Linked DNA regions of Homo sapiens: region 1 is linked to region 2. A link is a loop called in an ENCODE intact Hi-C map of the cell type or tissue named here. Cell type or tissue: heart left ventricle. All regions are shown on one strand. Links, peaks and the distances in the headings refer to the core of each region. The heading gives the core; the rest is flanking DNA. Region 1 holds the start of MIR4803 (microRNA 4803). Region 2 overlaps MRPS27 (mitochondrial ribosomal protein S27).

What was found. Hi-C counts contacts between places; a loop is a spot of excess contacts. Peaks named below come from ENCODE experiments on the same cell type or tissue, not always from the same donor. Only the 100,000 strongest peaks of a DNase experiment are listed, where the experiment ranks them.
Region 1: it touches region 2 in a loop (5-fold over the local background); 1 of 110 quality-filtered maps calls a loop at or near these places.

Annotation. Positions count from the first base shown.
Region 1 is chr5:72,163,143-72,171,612 of GRCh38, forward strand. All of the region lies in intron 2 of MAP1B (microtubule associated protein 1B), which reads left to right. MIR4803 (microRNA 4803) reads left to right here and starts at 6,325; the gene lies at 6,325-6,398. In heart left ventricle, for the core only: no CTCF peak of the experiment used is centred there; DNase peaks (open chromatin) are centred at 3,679 and 4,909; H3K4me3 peaks cover 788 bases; H3K27ac peaks cover 860 bases.
Region 2 is chr5:72,211,682-72,220,144 of GRCh38, forward strand. It overlaps MRPS27 (mitochondrial ribosomal protein S27), which reads right to left. Exons shown (of 11, transcript NM_015084.3): 11 at 7,722-8,463. Among named protein-coding and RNA genes, the nearest start is that of MIR4803, 46 kb to the left of the region's middle. In heart left ventricle, for the core only: no CTCF peak of the experiment used is centred there; no DNase peak of the experiment used is centred there.

The sequences.
Region 1 (8,470 bases), core at 110-8,109, 49 kb before region 2:
GCTTGAACCTGGGAGGTGGAGGTTGTGGTGAGCCAATATCACGCCACTGAACTCCAGCCTGGGTGACAGAATGAGACTCCATCTCAAAAAAAAAAAAAAAAAAAAAGAAAGAAAAATATAGAGAAACCTAAGGAGAGAAGACTCACTGGACATACTGTGTGAAGAGTTCTCTGACTCTAGATAGCTTTGTAAATAAGGCAGTTATGTTTCCTAGTCTATTTCTTTTCCAAAAGAAGGGAGGATGTGTGATTGCCTCTAGCCCAACATTTGTAGCCAACTGGATGAGATTCCATGCTTTTACCATCATTGACCCAAATAGGTAACCTAAGAATTGAGCTTAAACTGCTTCTCTTGCAGCCCATCTGTGCTTCCAATAAGGAATCTGAGTCATGTCTAGATTAGGAATCAGATACTTTTTTTGCCACTTGAGATGAGCTCATTTAATAGAATGCTTCCATTTGGTGTGGGATAAAGTATGGATATAGGAAGGAGGTGTCGGGATCATAGAGCTGTAAGGGCATGAGGTCCTGTGGGAGCAACCTCAGCCTCTTGCTTTGGGGAGGGTGAATGTGTGGATACCTGCACATTACTCCTGGCTCTGCCATTATCTTGCTGTGTGACTTCGGACAAGTCACTTAGCCTTTCTGAACCTTAATGTCTTCATCTGTAAAACAGAGGTTTGGAATAGATCCATATAAATTCATATTTCTGTAACCCTGTGTTACAGGCTATATGACTTTTTTCTTTTTTCTTTTCTTTCTTTCTCTCTCTCTCTTTTTTTTTTTTTCTTTTTTTTTTTTTTTTTTTTTGAGACAGGGTCTTGCTCTGTCACCCAGACTGGAGTACAGTGGCACAATCAGGGCTAACTGCAGCCTTGACCTCCAGGCTCAAGTGATCCTCCCACCTCAACATCCCAAGTAGCTAGGACAAGTACTTGGGACATGTACCACCACACCTGGCTAATTTTTTGTAGAGGCAGAGTCTTGTTATGTTGCCCAGGCTGGTCTTGAGCTCCTGGGTTCAAGTGATCCTCCTGTCTTGGCCTCTCAAACTGCTGGGATTACAGGCATGAGCTGCCACGCCCAGCCTGCTATAAGACTTCTAATTGGACTGCATCATTTCATCCCAGAGACCTGGTTCCCAGGGTTTTCACAAGGTAGGAGGCATTGTTTCATAGTTCAGGTGAGGGTGTTGATAATCTAGGCCAGGACTGTGACAAGGGTGACATCATCTGTGGTATGAAATTTATTTTTAGCATCAGAATTTTGGGGGCATCTTGAGTTGAAGAGCAGTGGTTCCTTCATTGAATGACACTAATTTGGCTATTCTCTGGGTCTCTTCTTACAGTTTAAAAAGGGGCTGATGATGGGCTGGATGGGAACTGTTTCCCTGGTAATGTTGCCAACTCATCTCTTTGCTGGTGCCAGCTTTCTTGTCTGAGTTGTAGAGCTCATGCCTGATATGACAGTGGCAAAGGATCATGGAAATCATGTGCAGGGTAACCAGGGAACCAGCGCAGTTGCCTTCAGTAATTAACTAAGACATCCATTCTGAGGTGGGTGGGACCTCAGTTCCAGCTCCTCTGCATATCCTCAGGGACAGGGTAAGGCTTGTGGTCTTAAACAGAAGAGCTCTCAGTCCGCTGGGTGAACATTGCTTTCCCTGCGTGTTTTTACTTGCAAGGGTATTTTGTTCAAACAATTTTAATATTTATTTGTTAGGGGGTTTTATCTCTATTCATAGGTGATATTTACCCATGAATGAGTATTTTTCTTGGAAGAGTCTCTTTCCTTTCTTCCTTGTTTTTTTCCCTCTTTTCAACTGGGTTTACCTGTTAGCAATTGGACATATATGTCTTGTATGATACAGTGCCCTACTGTTGCTATTTTAATACCATGAGAACTTTGAAAGGCTAAAACCAAAGTACAGGACCCACTGAAGCCTACACTTTACAAATAAAAGGTAATTTTGTCAGCTAATTTGTAGTGGATTCCTTGACCTTAATCTTTCTTGGTCCCCTGGTCAAAATATAGTCACCCAATTTGCTTTTTTTCACATGTCCATATTTTAATTCTTTGCCAATCATTGTCTGATAATTGTCTTAATTATTTGTTTATTTTTGCTCCTCTGCCCCTACTAGAATGGAAGTCTTGCTGACCACTATCTCCAGGACCTGGCATATAGGAAGTTCCTAATATATATTTGTCAAATCAATGAATGAATGAATAGATACTTAAGTCATAGAATATACGTCAAGTCCACAGACCCAGAATCTAAAATAAATCGGAATTTAAAATGTTGTACATCAGTTGGTTAAAACGCTAATAGAATAGAGATGTTACTTAGGGGATTCAATGGTCCGAAGGAGTCTGTGGCCAGGAGGAAGAACCAAGAACAACCAACAGTCCTGTTCCTGGCCAAAAACCAGGAACAGGACCTTGGGCAAGTCACATGACCTCTTGGGCTCAGTTTTCCCATCCACTAAATAAGAGGATGGGATGTAATGATCATTAGTTCACTTAGCCATTTATTGAACAGGACTATATCACTACCCTAGATGAAAAAGCAGTGCCATATAACCATAAACATATTCATTACATATAAAATATGCATTACTATTAAAATGTGAAAAAGCTCATAAGTGTATCACCCCAATCTTGCATACTGCCAGTAGAACATGTACTGCATGTTGGGAGACACCGTGATAGAGCATGCTATGTGCTGTGACAGAGCAAGCTACAAAGCCTAACTGTAGAACCAGATAGACTAGAAGGGAGAAATCCTAGTGATAGCAAACATTTCAGTAGCTCTGAGATCCCATCATGTTCTACCCTCACAACAACTCTTAGGGTAGGCATTATTATTATCCCCATTTAATAGACAGGGCTCAGTGTTACTTGCTCCAAATGACACTAGTGGCAAGAGGACTTAAACCCAGGTCTTCTGGCTGCAAGTCCCAGGCCCTGAAATTTTACCCTGTAATATGCTAGCTGTGGTTTGGCAAATGTAGGAGAAACTACATCATGTACAAGGTATATCCCAGCACTTTAAGCCTCAGAGAGTTTTCTCAACATTTTCTCCTAGAGTAATAGCTTCTGTGGCTTGTACAGAGCCTCCCTAAGCAGCACTGATTTCATGATCGTCAACAGAATCCAGGGAGGTAAGGGCAGTGTGCAGACCCCTTTCCAGCCTCTGGGGAGAGAAAGAAGTGGCCACTGGAACCTTGGTGGAGAGGAGTATTCCAGGATCCCGGTACACGATGGGCATCTGTTTGTAAAAATGCATGTAAATTTGGCCTCCAAAATATTCCGTGTAGTCTAGTTCTCACTGAACTGTGGCCCACTGATAACAGCAGTGTTCACTCCCTAGAGAGGTCGAGACAGCAGCTTCCCAGCACTCAGAGGTGTCTTCCTGATTCTCCCCCTGGCTCTGTGAGATAACTCCCTTTAGCCCTTTTTTTGTCTGCAGCCAGCAAGACCTGGTGATAATGTGAGGCCCGAGGCCGAGCTAATCCTCCCTGTAGAAATCCAACAGTGAAGCGTCTTGTCTTTATGACTATTCGCCGAGGATGTGTAAAGGGAAATGCAAGCCCCAGGCAGCAGTAGCTGGCTGGGTTCCAGAGTCAAAACTGAATTAAAAACTCATTAAGTAGTACTTTGAGCTCGCAAGCTGACTGGCGCGCAGTGCTGGGAAAGCTGATGGTGGAGGAAGGGAAGGGCTGGCTTCTTCCCGTTGGCAAATGGCAGACTGTGGGCAGGACGGGGCAGTCCAGGAAACAAGATGAAACACAGCCCACTTGTCTGTCATGCAGACATGTTTGTGAGTATAGCTTTTGGTACAGCCACATAATGTATGCTAATTGCTATATTCCTTCTTTTTTTTTTTTTTTTCCACGGGAAATGGCTCGGTGAGAAAGCTCTGAAACCAAAGAGGCAATGCAGAAATGCCAAAATGCAGACATTACAAAAGAGAGAGGAGGAACAAAGGGAAACAGGGGATCCAAATTTACATCATGGTTTAGCGTTCTGCTAAATCAGCACCTCCCTGGTCCATGCAAGTCATATGGAAAATAATTGAGCAGAATTTCCTATTTGGGTTGATTTTCACTGCATCTATCTCATAGGTTGCAATTTGTTAATTGGATTTTTTTTAAAACAAGAAGCAAAAATTTTACCCCCAAGGACTAGAAAGTTAGCAAGTTAAGTTGAAACTCCAAAGTAATTATCAGAGCTTCCAGAAAATATTAATAAGACAGTATGAGCTGGTTCTCTCTCTACTACTGTTCTGAACAAGACACTTCTCAGTTGACCACAAGACTCAGATGCAAACTGGGGAAAGCACACAACTGAGCCCACTTAAAAGAATCATCCATCTGTAAGAAAACTCATTCAGAATATTTTGTATGTGCCAAGCTGTGTACCTCTAGTGTTCCGTTAGATATCCTTTTGCAACTGTCATTCTTTAAATCAAATAAAAACAGACCAAGATATTAAAGGAATGCTTTGTCTAATGAAGCAAGAGTGCACAGACATTTTATATTGAAAGAGAATGGACCAGAAATGAGAAATATATTTTACTTTGTCATTGGAGTCAAAAGAAGTATTGATAAGTAGACTTTCTTTCCCCCAGTAACCCTTCATTTTTTTTAAATAAAAAAGTAACATTCTTTAGAGCAGTTTTGTAGTTACGAAACAGGAACTTTTATAATGAATTTGATTAGATGTGACGGAAGGAAATGCAAGTATTTTTCAGAACGATGTAGATAACACATTAAGGCATCATCTTCTGTCATTTAAGAATTATGAGAATAAAGAGAACTGGAGTCGGGAATGTGGTTAGACTCTCCTCTGGAGGGATAGCTGACGCACGGAAAGCACTGCTCCTCCACTTGGCTCTTGCCCCTGTCCAGCTCCTGTCGCTTGGCCAAGGCCCTGAGCTGAGGAGGGCCTCAGGCTTGCTCACCTCCTGCCTTTCCAATCCTTAACTTTGAAGCCTTGCATTTTCCAGATATCTGAGTTTACACTGAGCAGTGGTGCCCTCGGCAACCTTAGGGTGCTCCATCTCACCTTCCAGCTTCTCCAGCAACAGCCTCTGCTCCAAAATAAATGAGGTGTTCAGTGTTGCTTTCTGGGCAGGAATCAGATGTTCTTTCTTTCAGTTAAACTCCAGAGCTCTGGCAGAGCTTGATTTGGTCCATTTTTCTCTAGGGCCGGCTTACCTGTTGGCATTTTTACAGAGACAAAATATGCTCCCAATTTATACTATTTTATTTACGAAAGAGCAAAGAGTAATACATTCTAAGAACTTTGATTAGCATACATATGGATCATTGCATATATTCCAAGTGTATATAAATACATAAAAAATACCCAATGGAGAATAATGCAAGACAGGAATGTAGAAAGTGATTTTATGCATGCTGCCTTTCTTAAGAGAACTTGTTACTTCTCATGGAAATTAAAATCTGGGGATTTGCTCAAGGGCAATTTTCCCCAAAGTCCCCAGATTATTTCCCTCCCTCCTTGGACTCATTTTAAACTAAAATTTCAGTCTTTTAAAAAGAAGATAGAAGAGGACAGAATTTATTTGACTACCTTGTTTGACTTGCTCTTTGTCATGGGTTTCAGACCTGTTTCTCAGGAGAGCTACGTCTGTTGGTTCAGAGTACATTTATCAATGCCTTGAAAATGCCCATTGGCCAGATTTGGTTGAATTGCCTCAGAAACAAATCTCTGTTTGTTAAGTAAACCATTAATTAAATATATGGCCCAGAACTTAATTCCTTTGGTTTACTACATCACATTTTCCTAAATAAGCAGATGTATTCTTTCAATTATAATATCCCAGAGGTCAACGGTACTCATCTTAAAACAAATAAAAAATAGGTTGTTAAGGTAAGAAATCAACCTTCAGCAAAAAATATGGTTTGGGGGCATACTGTGGCACCCCATTAATAGTGACCTTGTGAAGACCTTGTCGTTGAATATAAAATCAAAATGAAATCTAACGATGCCTCATTTTAATTCCTTAAGAGATCTTAAGGGGTGGCAGAATGACCACAGGCAAAATCCAATGCGCGTGTGAGAAAACCAAACACACAAACAACTCCTGACACTTTGGGGCAGTTTTTGGCCCTAATCACTTGAAAAGAGCTAGGCAATGTCTTCTTTTTAATTATTTATGCATGGCAGTGGGTTTCTTCTAATGATGGCCCAGGTGTATATTTTTCAGATCCTGAAGGTAGATCACCTGATTTGCTTACTTCTAAAGACAAAGTAAGCAAATCACACTTTGATTGTTTACTTTGCTTGTTAAATCCCTCTGAGTGGGATTTAACATAATAGTGTGGATTGAATCACACACACATTTCAACCCACACTATGATGTTAAATCCCATTCAGAAGTGGAGTGAGTGTTTGTGTGTAACTATGGGTATCTATATTTTTAGTTGTCCTTTTTTGCAAAAGATTGTCATCACCTAAATCCCTATAGGTGGAAGGCTCGGATCTAGGCTTTGTGAGATTTACATAGAAATTGCCACCTTCACAGGAAGTTCAATGAGAGGTACATGAAAGTATGTAAAAGCATTTTGTTAACTAGAGTCTTATAAGTTGGTTGGAGGCAATAGCTCATATAAATACTATGTACATCCTCTAATTGAGCTATATAGTATAGAGACTGTTAACTGCTATACCAGAATTTGGGGATAAGAGACAACTCTGGGAATTGAAGTGGACAGAGAGATACTCCCTGAGGAAATAAAAATATGAGCTGAACATGTAAGAAATGGATTAGATTTAAGTAGGTATGATGCCTTATTTTATGGCACAGTAAATTCTATCACCAAACAACACTCTTTATTTAAAACAACCTTCAAGCAAAGTATCCCACTAGGGCAAAAAATGAATGCAGTGACCAACTGGCATGAATATCTGATTTACTAAAAATTTAGATTCCTGTTAGTGGAAATTAAATGAACACATCAGCATTGTAAATTACCAGTCTATTTCATGTAAGCTTTAGTAGTATGGCTCTTTAAGTTGAATGCTATTAGGTGAAATGGAAAACTCAATGGCTAATTTAAAAGCCAAGGGCCTGCATCCTATCCGTCAAAGTATGATTCTCCATAGGCCTGAGTCAGCAGCAAGCTGGGTTTCACATCTCTTTATCTGCTCTAAAAACAATGGTATGAAGGGAAGCTTTTACAAGAAGGTCAGCTCTCTGTATGATGTTTCCAAGAGAGTACTCAATAGTTCGTGCAAGCATTTACCCTTTACTAAATGTTTTATTTAGCCTTTTAATAAATCTTTTACTGCTGAAATACAGGGTTTGGATTTGGTTGAAGGAGAAGTGGTGAAAGGTTTAGTTGGAGAAAGTTCTTTTATTAAATTTCTCCTCCTTCTGCCCACCGAGAGGAGCTGGGACTATCCCATACACAGTGGCTCAGTATCCCCTGTGGCAGAGCCTCTGAAGAGGTGATCAGAACAGTTAACCTGCCAAGACCTTGTTGCGTGGTCCTCTTTGATGTTTAATATAGCCAGACGCGGTTGTTCACGCCTGTAATCCCAGCACTCTGGGAGGCTGAGGTGGGTGGATCACCTGAGGTCAGGAGTTCGAGACCAGTGAAACCCTGTTTCTACTAAAAATACAAAAAATGATCCAGATGTGGTAGCAGGTCACTGTAATCCCAGCTAGTCGGGAGGCTGAGGCAGGAAAGTAGCTTGAACCCAGGAGGCAGAGGTTGCAGTAAGCCGAGATCGTGCCACTGCACTCCAGCCTGGGCAACAAGAGCAAAACTCCATCTCAAAAATAAAATAAAATAACATAAAATAATGTTTAATATATAGGGCTAGAATATCTATCCAAAGCTTTATGTTCATGTAGCTTATCAAGCCTTCAAAAGTGACACCCTTCTCTTGCTGCTGCGTGTCAGGACAACATAGAGTAGGAAAGGGTAAAGTGAAAGGGGGAAAAGACTGAAGTCTTCCCTGCTCAGAATAAGGAAAAAGGGTAAAGAGGAAAACATGAGCAAATATGGTGGCTTTTCGGGGGACATTTTTGAGATAAACATAGCAAAGGATAGTGCCTGAAGATGCAGTCGAGGTCTTGAAAGACCATCTGTGGGCCAAGAGTTTAAAGAAAAGGCATTTAACAGTGTAAGAAGGACAGCTGCAGTGGCTCACACTTGTAATCCCAGCACTTTGGGAGGCTGAGGTGGGAGGATCACTTGAGCCCAAGAGTTTGAGACCAGCCTGGGCAACATAGTGAGACCCCATCTCTACAAAAAACAGAAGAAATTAGCTGGGCATGGTGGCACACACCTGTAGTGTTAGCTACTTGGGGATGCTGAGTTGGGAGGATCACTTGAGCCCAGGAGGTCGAGGCTGCAGGGGGCCATGTTCATGCCACTGCACTCCAGCCTGGGTGATAGAGTGAGACCCTCCCTCAAAAAAAATTTTTTTTTTAAAGT
Region 2 (8,463 bases), core at 464-8,463:
GCTGCTTTAATGCAGTCTCAGGAATTTAAATGCCATGTGTAAACTGATGATTTTTATAGTTATATCTGCAGCCTGTACATCATCCCTTACCTCCAAATTCATATATCCAGTGCCCATTAAAATCTCCATGTGGATATCCAATAGGAGTCTTTAAAATACCCTAAACCAAATGTAACATGTCCCCAAACAAACCCCTGATCTCCATTTGCAAACTGCTTCTCTCCTAGGCTTTTCTACCTCAGTAAATGGCAAATACATATTCTTGTTGTTCAGGCCAAAAATTTTGGCCCATCAGCAAATCAACTGGCCGGCAAGTACTGCTGGCTTGACCTTCAAAATATATCAGTCTGATACCTTCTCCTCACATTCACGGTTACTACCCTTGTCCAAGTCAATCATTTCTCTCCTGGTTTATTGCAGGAGCATCCTAATTGACCTTCCGGTTTCCTATCTTTGCCCTCCTAGCTTATTCTCCATGTTGCAGCTACAGTAGAGTAATCCTCTAAAAATGTTAAGTCAGATCATGCCACCCATGCTCAAAGCTCTTGAGTAAGTTCTCATCTTAGAGTAAAAGCCAATGTCTTTACTGATGGGCTAAGAAGGCTTACACAATTCATTCCTCCTCTACCCCTTCTCTCCGACTTCATTTCCCACTTCTTTCCACCTTACACATTCTGCTCCAGCCATACTGGCCTCCTTGCTATTCCTCAGGCATTCAGCCTTTCATCTCAAGGCCTTTATGCTATTTCCTTTGCTCAACATGCATTTTCTCCAGGTGATTCCACGGTTTTCAATCTCACCCATGTGGGTTTTTGTTCAAATGTCATTTTCTCAGGAAGGCCTTCCCTAACCACCTTATCTTAAGTTGCAATCTCCACCATTTACCTAGCACTCTCTTTTTCTCTACCTTCCTGGTCTCCATATGACTATTATTTTTGTGATCAAGGTTGGGGCAAAGCCCAGTGTGGTGGCTCACACCTGTAATCCCAGCACTTTGGGAGGCCAAGGCGGGTGGATCACTTGAGGTCAGGAGTTTGAGACCAGCCTCACCAACGTGGTGAAACCTCGTCTCTAGTGAAAATACAAAAATTAACCAGGCGTGGTGGTGCGTACCTGTAATCCCAGCCACTCAGGAGGCTGAGGCAGGAGAATCCAGCCTGGGTAACAGAGTGAGACTCTGTCTCAAAAAAAAAAAAAAAAAAAAAAAAGATGGGAACTAATGAGCCAGAGCCTGGGAAACACTCATACCCAGCAGTGGCCCAGCATGCTATCAATGGAGGACATTTGTAATGGGCATTAATGGTCTATTCTACCTACTATCATATGCATATTCACTTTGGAGGGTGTTTTAAGGATTAGAAGTTTGAACTCTGCAGAGATGAAGCATCATGGGAAATAAAAGCCAAAAAACCAAACAATTCTACCACTGAGGGCATCAGAGGATATAATACCCCTTTTATACATCTTCATCATAGTCCTTGATCCAGCATTTAAAATCCATGATGAAATTTATTTTCAGGTGCTTTTTACAAGAATAAACTTCTTGTTTTCTGAATATGTCCAGCTCAGATCTGGACTCTCTTTTGTACATAATAATCACACAGCTCAAGCAATGATTTTGTTTTAAACAAAGATCCTAGTGGTTACTGCCACAACCTCAGCAGCGTTGCCACCATCGTTTGTTTGGATTTCCCTGTTACCACACAGGTAATAACATCCTCAAAGCAGTATGCAGTATCAGCAAAAAGGCCAAATCAATGGGGAATAAGAGGTTATTTTCAAGCTAAGAGGCTGTTATTTAGAATAAAAGGAAATTTTGCTTTGTTGAAAAGCGCTCCTTTCCAACCATTTCCTAAAGCAAAATTTTAAAAATTGATCATTTTCAGAATTCGAAAAGCTCATGAAAATACAACCACACCACATTTTCTGCTTTGATGACTCACTAAAGTCAAAGCTCTCTGAGACCTTTTTCCACTTCATCTCTTTCTCACCTATGCGCAGGGTGCCAGCAGAATCACCTTCCACTGACTCACGCAAGGTCACTTCACAGCATCTACATTTTGGAACTCAAAAGTCCTACTCCAGTTACAACCAGACAGCAAAACCATACAAATCACCATTTACTCTTTTCCCTAATGGATCTTACTTAGGAAGAATAATGGCCTACTCTGCATCATTGCATATTTTATATTTATATTCAGAGTTAGACAAGAAACAGCTACTATTATTCTTCTAGCCTGAAATATCATTTGTGAATGAGCTATTTGCTACAAATATCATTGTTGGGTCTCATCTACATTCCCTGAAAAAGTCCTGTGAATGCTCCATCTGTAAACCCTAGGCCAGGGTTTCTAACGTCGGCACTACTAACATCTTGGACCAGATAGCTCCTTGTTGTGAGGGACTGTCCTGTGCACTGTAAGATGTTTAGCAGCATCCTTGACCTCTACGAACGAGATGCTAATAGCAGCCCCTCAAAATACCTTGACATTATCAAATGTCAGATGCTAATAGCAGCCTAATCAAAAATACATTGGCATTACCAAACGTCCCCTGGAAACAAAATCACTCTTGGTTGAGAACCACTGCCCTGGGCTTACTCCTGGTCATCTGCAGACAGTTCTCCACCAGTGGATGGTGTTTCTCTAACGACACCTTTCAACTGTGTGTTGACAGGTGCGAATGTGCCAGCCTCACTAGAATCTAAGTTCTTCCTGGTCTCTGCCCAAGGGTGTTTCCTGGTCATGGGAGTGTGATGGCGCTGCACTAGGAGTAGGCTATAGTGCTCCCAACCCATGAGGGAATAGACTGAATGGGCAAATACTTAGCTGCTTCCTTGCCTTTCAGAGGAACTGCTGAGGTGTGCTCTTCAGAGTCTCTCAGAGGGTCCACAGCAAGAATGAGCTGGTTTCCACAATCCACTCAATTATGCACCCTTTGTTGGCTCTCCTTTCTACCCTGTCTCAATTTCTCCTTCCCTCACCTGCTTTAGTAAGATCACCTCCAACTAATGCACCGGCACTCAATTTCTGTCTCCTGTCTTGCTTTAGGGGGAACCTAAACTGAGACAGTGATCTTCCGAGTTTGGGACTGCACTTTAGGAGTCAGATATGGGTTTGACCCTGGCTCTCCAATTCACAGAGGGAAACCCTGGCATTTAATCACTTCTCTAAGTCTTTGTTATCTTGTATATAGAAAGAGCTGTAATAATGGGCATATTCTTGTGGGTTAAATAAGATCATGCATACAAAAATTTAATATGGCACTTGGCTATAGATGGTCAATAAACATTGGCTTTTATTATTGGTCTATAAATGATAAGATTTGTGTTACAGCTTCATCACTTCCTAACTCCCTGCTTTGAGGCAGGTGTGATATACATATGTAGAAGAGAATTCTGATATGATACACCATGCTCACCCCCCTATTTTTTCCCCACAAACCTTCCTCCTGGTGTCAATTTTGGCTTACACTACACTTCGTAGAAATCCAAAGAGGCTTTCTTTGGCATTAAACTACCTCAGCTTAGGACATACGGCTTCTAGCATCTCAGAATTTCTGCTGGGAATTATACCTCAGTTGGAGGACTTTCCTTTTAACCTAATAAAAAATAATTCATTCAATAAATGTTTATAAGCCCCCTCCTCATGGTAATGCCTGTTCTGTGTGTTGGGCCACAACCATGAACAAGACACACAGAGTGCCTGTCTTCATGGAGTTTAAAGTCTAGGGCCAATCTCACCAATTAGTTCTAAATAATTAATTCAGAATCCATAAAATGCTTAAGGGGTTTAACACTCCAGGGGGTGTTGCAGACTTGCTGCAACAATGGCTCATAAAAAAAGCCTGGAGAAAGGGATAGCCTGAACTGAGAACCACTGAAATACCCGAATTGACCTGGCAGATCCAGGAGAAAAGGATTACAAGTCTCAGGGTAGCCTCCTGGAGTGGATACATATATCACAGGAAGCCAGAAGACCCAGCAGAGAACTATGTTCCCTCGAGGGCCAGGTGGCACGCCGCTCATCGAGGCCATTGGGAATGCACTGGGGAAGGGCACTGGTGAGCAGGCACCTGTGTCACCAGGTTTGGTAGCAGACTAGAACTCACAATAGAAAAGGAGGTTATGCTTGGTGTTGTTGGCAATAGGGATGATGGGTGTTGAAAATCTCCCCCCTCAAGCAATAGAGGCTAGGCGGTGGTGCTTCCTCCCTCCTTTCCTTTTGCAGATGTAGGACCTCCACCTGAAGGCTTTCCTCACCCAATCCCAATTCCACCTCCTTTCATTTTTCACAGGCTTTATCCCCCCAAAACTGCTTTCACTGTTACCTCTGACTCTGATGCTGATCTGCTTCCTGGGGGGCCTAAGTGACACAATGAGCTTCTAGAAATGTTTTTCATACCTAATTCTAAGTTCTCTGTTCCACCACAGCAGCTGCTTTTCCTTTCCTCAGTGGTTAAAATAAGAGAGTTTCCCAAAGCTCATCAGATACCTGCAGCAAAAAGAAAAAAGTAGAATGCTGCAGTATATTTTCAGGGAAGATGCACAAAAGTAAAGACAACAAAGAATGGCAAAACTAATTGTTTTCAGTGTGAAAAAAGGTTTTAATCAACTTTTTTGGTCTCGCTCTGTTGCCCAGGCTGGAGTGCATTGGCTCAATCTTGGCTCACTGCAACCTCTGCCTCCCAGGTTCAATCGATTCTCCTGCCTCAGCCTCCTGAATAGCTGGGATTACAGGTGCCAACCACCACACCCAGCTAATTTTTGTATTTTTTAGTAGAGACAGAGTTTTGCTATGTTAGCCGGGCTGGTCTCGAGCTCCTGACCTCAAGTGATCCTCTGGCCCGGCCTCCCAAAGTACTGGGATTACAGGTGTGAGCCACTGTGGTATAATCAACTTATTTTCAAGGCCTCTGACTACTTCTTGTAGAATCTAAACCAATCTTCTCACACACCTACCTGATTCCACAGCCAACGAGAAGGTCGGAAAACAGGATGCAAGGCTGGGTGCCAAGGCAACACAGCACTGAGGGGAGGATAATACCTTATCATTTTTCTTTCTTTTCTTCTTTCCACCGCCTTGCTTTTTTTTCCTTTTTATGGCCAAGGTAAGTATGGGATGTGGGCCAAAACAAGTTTAATCTGAATTGTTCATTTTAGCTTAATTTAAAGTATTTTCTCATGAACACATCACACAAGCCTCTGTGGAAAGAGGACCCCAGGGCAGCTTGAGGCACTCATATGTGACTAATTAATGCACAAAGCAGGCAATTAATTCCCTTCATTAGAGTTTTTCCCATCACTGGGCTTAAAGTGATCTTCCTGTGAACTCCCACATACATTAACTGTTTGTCTAACGACACCTTTCAGCTGTGTATTGACGGGTGTGGATGTGCCAGCCTCACTAGAATCTAAGTTATTTGAGGGTAAAATCTATAGTTTATTCATCCTTGTAAACTCCATAGCACTTGTATAGTGCCTTGTACACAGTATACACCGAACACTTGAGAGCTTGCGAAAGCAGTGCTGGAACAGACAGTAAGTCTGCTGCAGACAGCAAGCTTATAAGGGGTGGTCAGTGGTACCAAATGGAGCAGAGCATTTAAAAGGAAAAAAAAAAAAAAAGATCACTGTAGTTGATGACCATGTTGTGCAGCAGAGTGGTAAAGCTATAAGCCAAATTCTCAGCCTCTAATGAATGAACAATGAGCCAGTAAGTGTAGATACCCTTTCAAGAAGTTTGGAGACATAAGGAAGGAGACATAGCATGACAGCTTGACTGATGGCAGGGTAAAGGATTTTTTGCTGTTAAAAAGTGTTGAATAAGGTCTTGAATAAGACTGTAGACTTAGAAGAAGAAATCAACAGAGATGCTATAAGACGGAAAGGGAATGCTTGAATGTGTAGAACAGGTGGGCAGGTATGGGCCAAGGTCACAAATGAAGAGCCTAAGCTTTGAAAGGAGGGAGGGGATACCTATTATTTGAAAGTAGGAAGGATGATGGAGAGAACATCTGCTTGTAGTTCTGAGGGCAGGGCTTCGAGCTAACGCAGAACAGAAAAGCTATGGAAGCAAAAATGAGAGTCAATTAAAGGAAGGACTATTGAGTTGAAGAGAACAGCCATAATTTTGTAGAAGAATCTAATCAGCCTAATATTATGACTTTATATATCTACACTTAGTAAGTCAGAACCAAAGAGAAAATGAATGGTGGTGTTATCAGTTTCCTAGGGCTGCAGTAACAAAGTACCAAAAATGGTGTGGCTTAAAATAACAGTTCTGAAGGCTAGAACTCAGAAATCAAGGTGTCTGCAGGGCCAAGCTTTCTCTGACGGCTCTAGGGGAGAAGCGTCCTTACCCCTTCTAACTTCTGGTGTTTGCTGGCAAGCCTTGGTGTTCCTGGGCCTGTACGGTCACATGCTCATCTTCCCTCTGTGAGTCTGTGTGTGCAAATTTCCCCTTTTAAAAAAACACCAAATTGGATCAGGCTGACCCTGATGATCTCACTCTATATTTGATTACCTCAGTACAAACTTATTTCCAACTAAGGTCAGATTCTAAGGGACTGGGGATTAGGGATACAACTTACCTTTTTTAGGGAACACAATTCTACCCATAATAGATGGGTGCAAGGATGTAGGTCGAAGGCTGGCAAGTGAGCCTAGATAAAGGGAGTGAGAGAAAATGAAGATGCTAATGAGAACATGGGGATGGCTGACCATGGGGCCCACACTGGAAGAGAAGCAGATTCTGGAGACCAAGAGTTTGGGTGATGGGGTAAAGGCTAAGGATTAGCAGGCAGGAAATTACAGAGCAAGTTGGTTCAGCAGCAGTCATGGTACGAGACGAGCCTGGGAGAGTGGGGACTTCAGGATCTAAGATCTCGGATTCGTGATGAGGCTGGAGGTTTGGCTGTGACTATGGCAGGTCAGCTGCAGAAGGTAATTTGTTACTGGGAGATGATCCAGTTGAGGTAACCTCCAGAGGCCAGGGCACCAAGAGCAGTTTCTCCATCCACATGGAAGAAATATGGAAGATGACATCAGGGAAAGGGACAAAGGACAACTGTATTGGGAAGAGCCAATTGTGAAGGAAGGCAGGAGAGTATCCTATAGCTCAGGAGATAAGGACATGGGGAAAGGGCAGAATATTTGGAGGGGAAAGACTCCAAGAGTCCTGAGAAATGGGGCACAAGTGTGGAAGGAATCCTGAGGAGGAGGGAACATGGAAATTCCTGTGGGACCACAGTACAGTGGCAGAAGTGGTCTCTTTTGGTGAAGAAGAGAAGTAAAGTACATTGGGGCTGGAGAGGGAGGAAAAATGAAGGCAAAACGATGAGCCAAAGCCTTAACCAGATACTTCATGTTGTGACAGTCATTAATTTACTGGGCAAAAGTTGCCCTTTTGTTTGTGTTGAATGTTCCTCTTAATGTAATGAGAGAGTGGCTGAAAAACTCCTGTTGTTGGTAAACCAAAATGTTGGAACTGACTTTTGGTCACGGCCCTCTACCTAAGTAAGATTCAGCAGCTTTGCTAGTCTAAAGGGCCCTGTGTTGGATCCTGACTACTGCGGTTCTATATGGAGGCCACAGGCAGGGAGAGGAGCAGCAGGAGAGCTGCTTTGTTTCATAAAATGGGGACACTGGTACCTCCCTCATAGGGCTGCTTGGGTTTTCAGCCTACAGTTAAGTCCTTAATAAATATTAGTGGTGGCAGTTATCATTATTACAATAAATCCCATAGTTTAATGGGGGAGGGTTTAAAGTACACTCCTCAAAATCATAGTAACAATAATGAGTCCCTCTCCCTCCTCCCTTTCCCCAAAGATAAAGAGTACACTAACATGATCCCGGAACATTTATTTCCAGAGGCTTTTGATAGAAGAGCACAATCTTGAATAAAATTACACCACTGTACTTAAGGGCAACACTACATAGTAAGCAAAATCTGCTCTGAACCCTTTCACAGAAGAGACACTTCAGAAAGGAATTTTACATCTCCTGACAGTTTTACAACATTCATACCTCTGATGCACTTCAAGCCCCAACCCATCTCTCATTTTCTAACTTCTTTAACAGAAATGTGTGTTCACAAGTTGTGTGTGCATGCACATGTGCCTCTGTGTGTACACAAAAGGCTCATTTTACCTACTTGATAAATGAGCTGAGACGATGTTTTGGGAAAAAAAAAATTGGAAAAAAAATGTTACCCCAACACGATGGAGAAGCCAATCCAAAAAAGCTTCATGCTAGAGCTAGCTTTCTCCTCAGAAACTTACATCCTAAAAACATCCCTATGGGTGCCTAAAAATGGAAATCCAGTGAGTTCATGGCCTTGAGTTCACTCCTGTCCTGAATTTCTCCCAGTGCAGGTCCAGAAGGGCGAGATGTGGCAGAAAGGAGAATGTGGGAATGTGTGAGTATCCCACAGCCAGCTCACAGTGCAGCTTGCACTCAGAAAG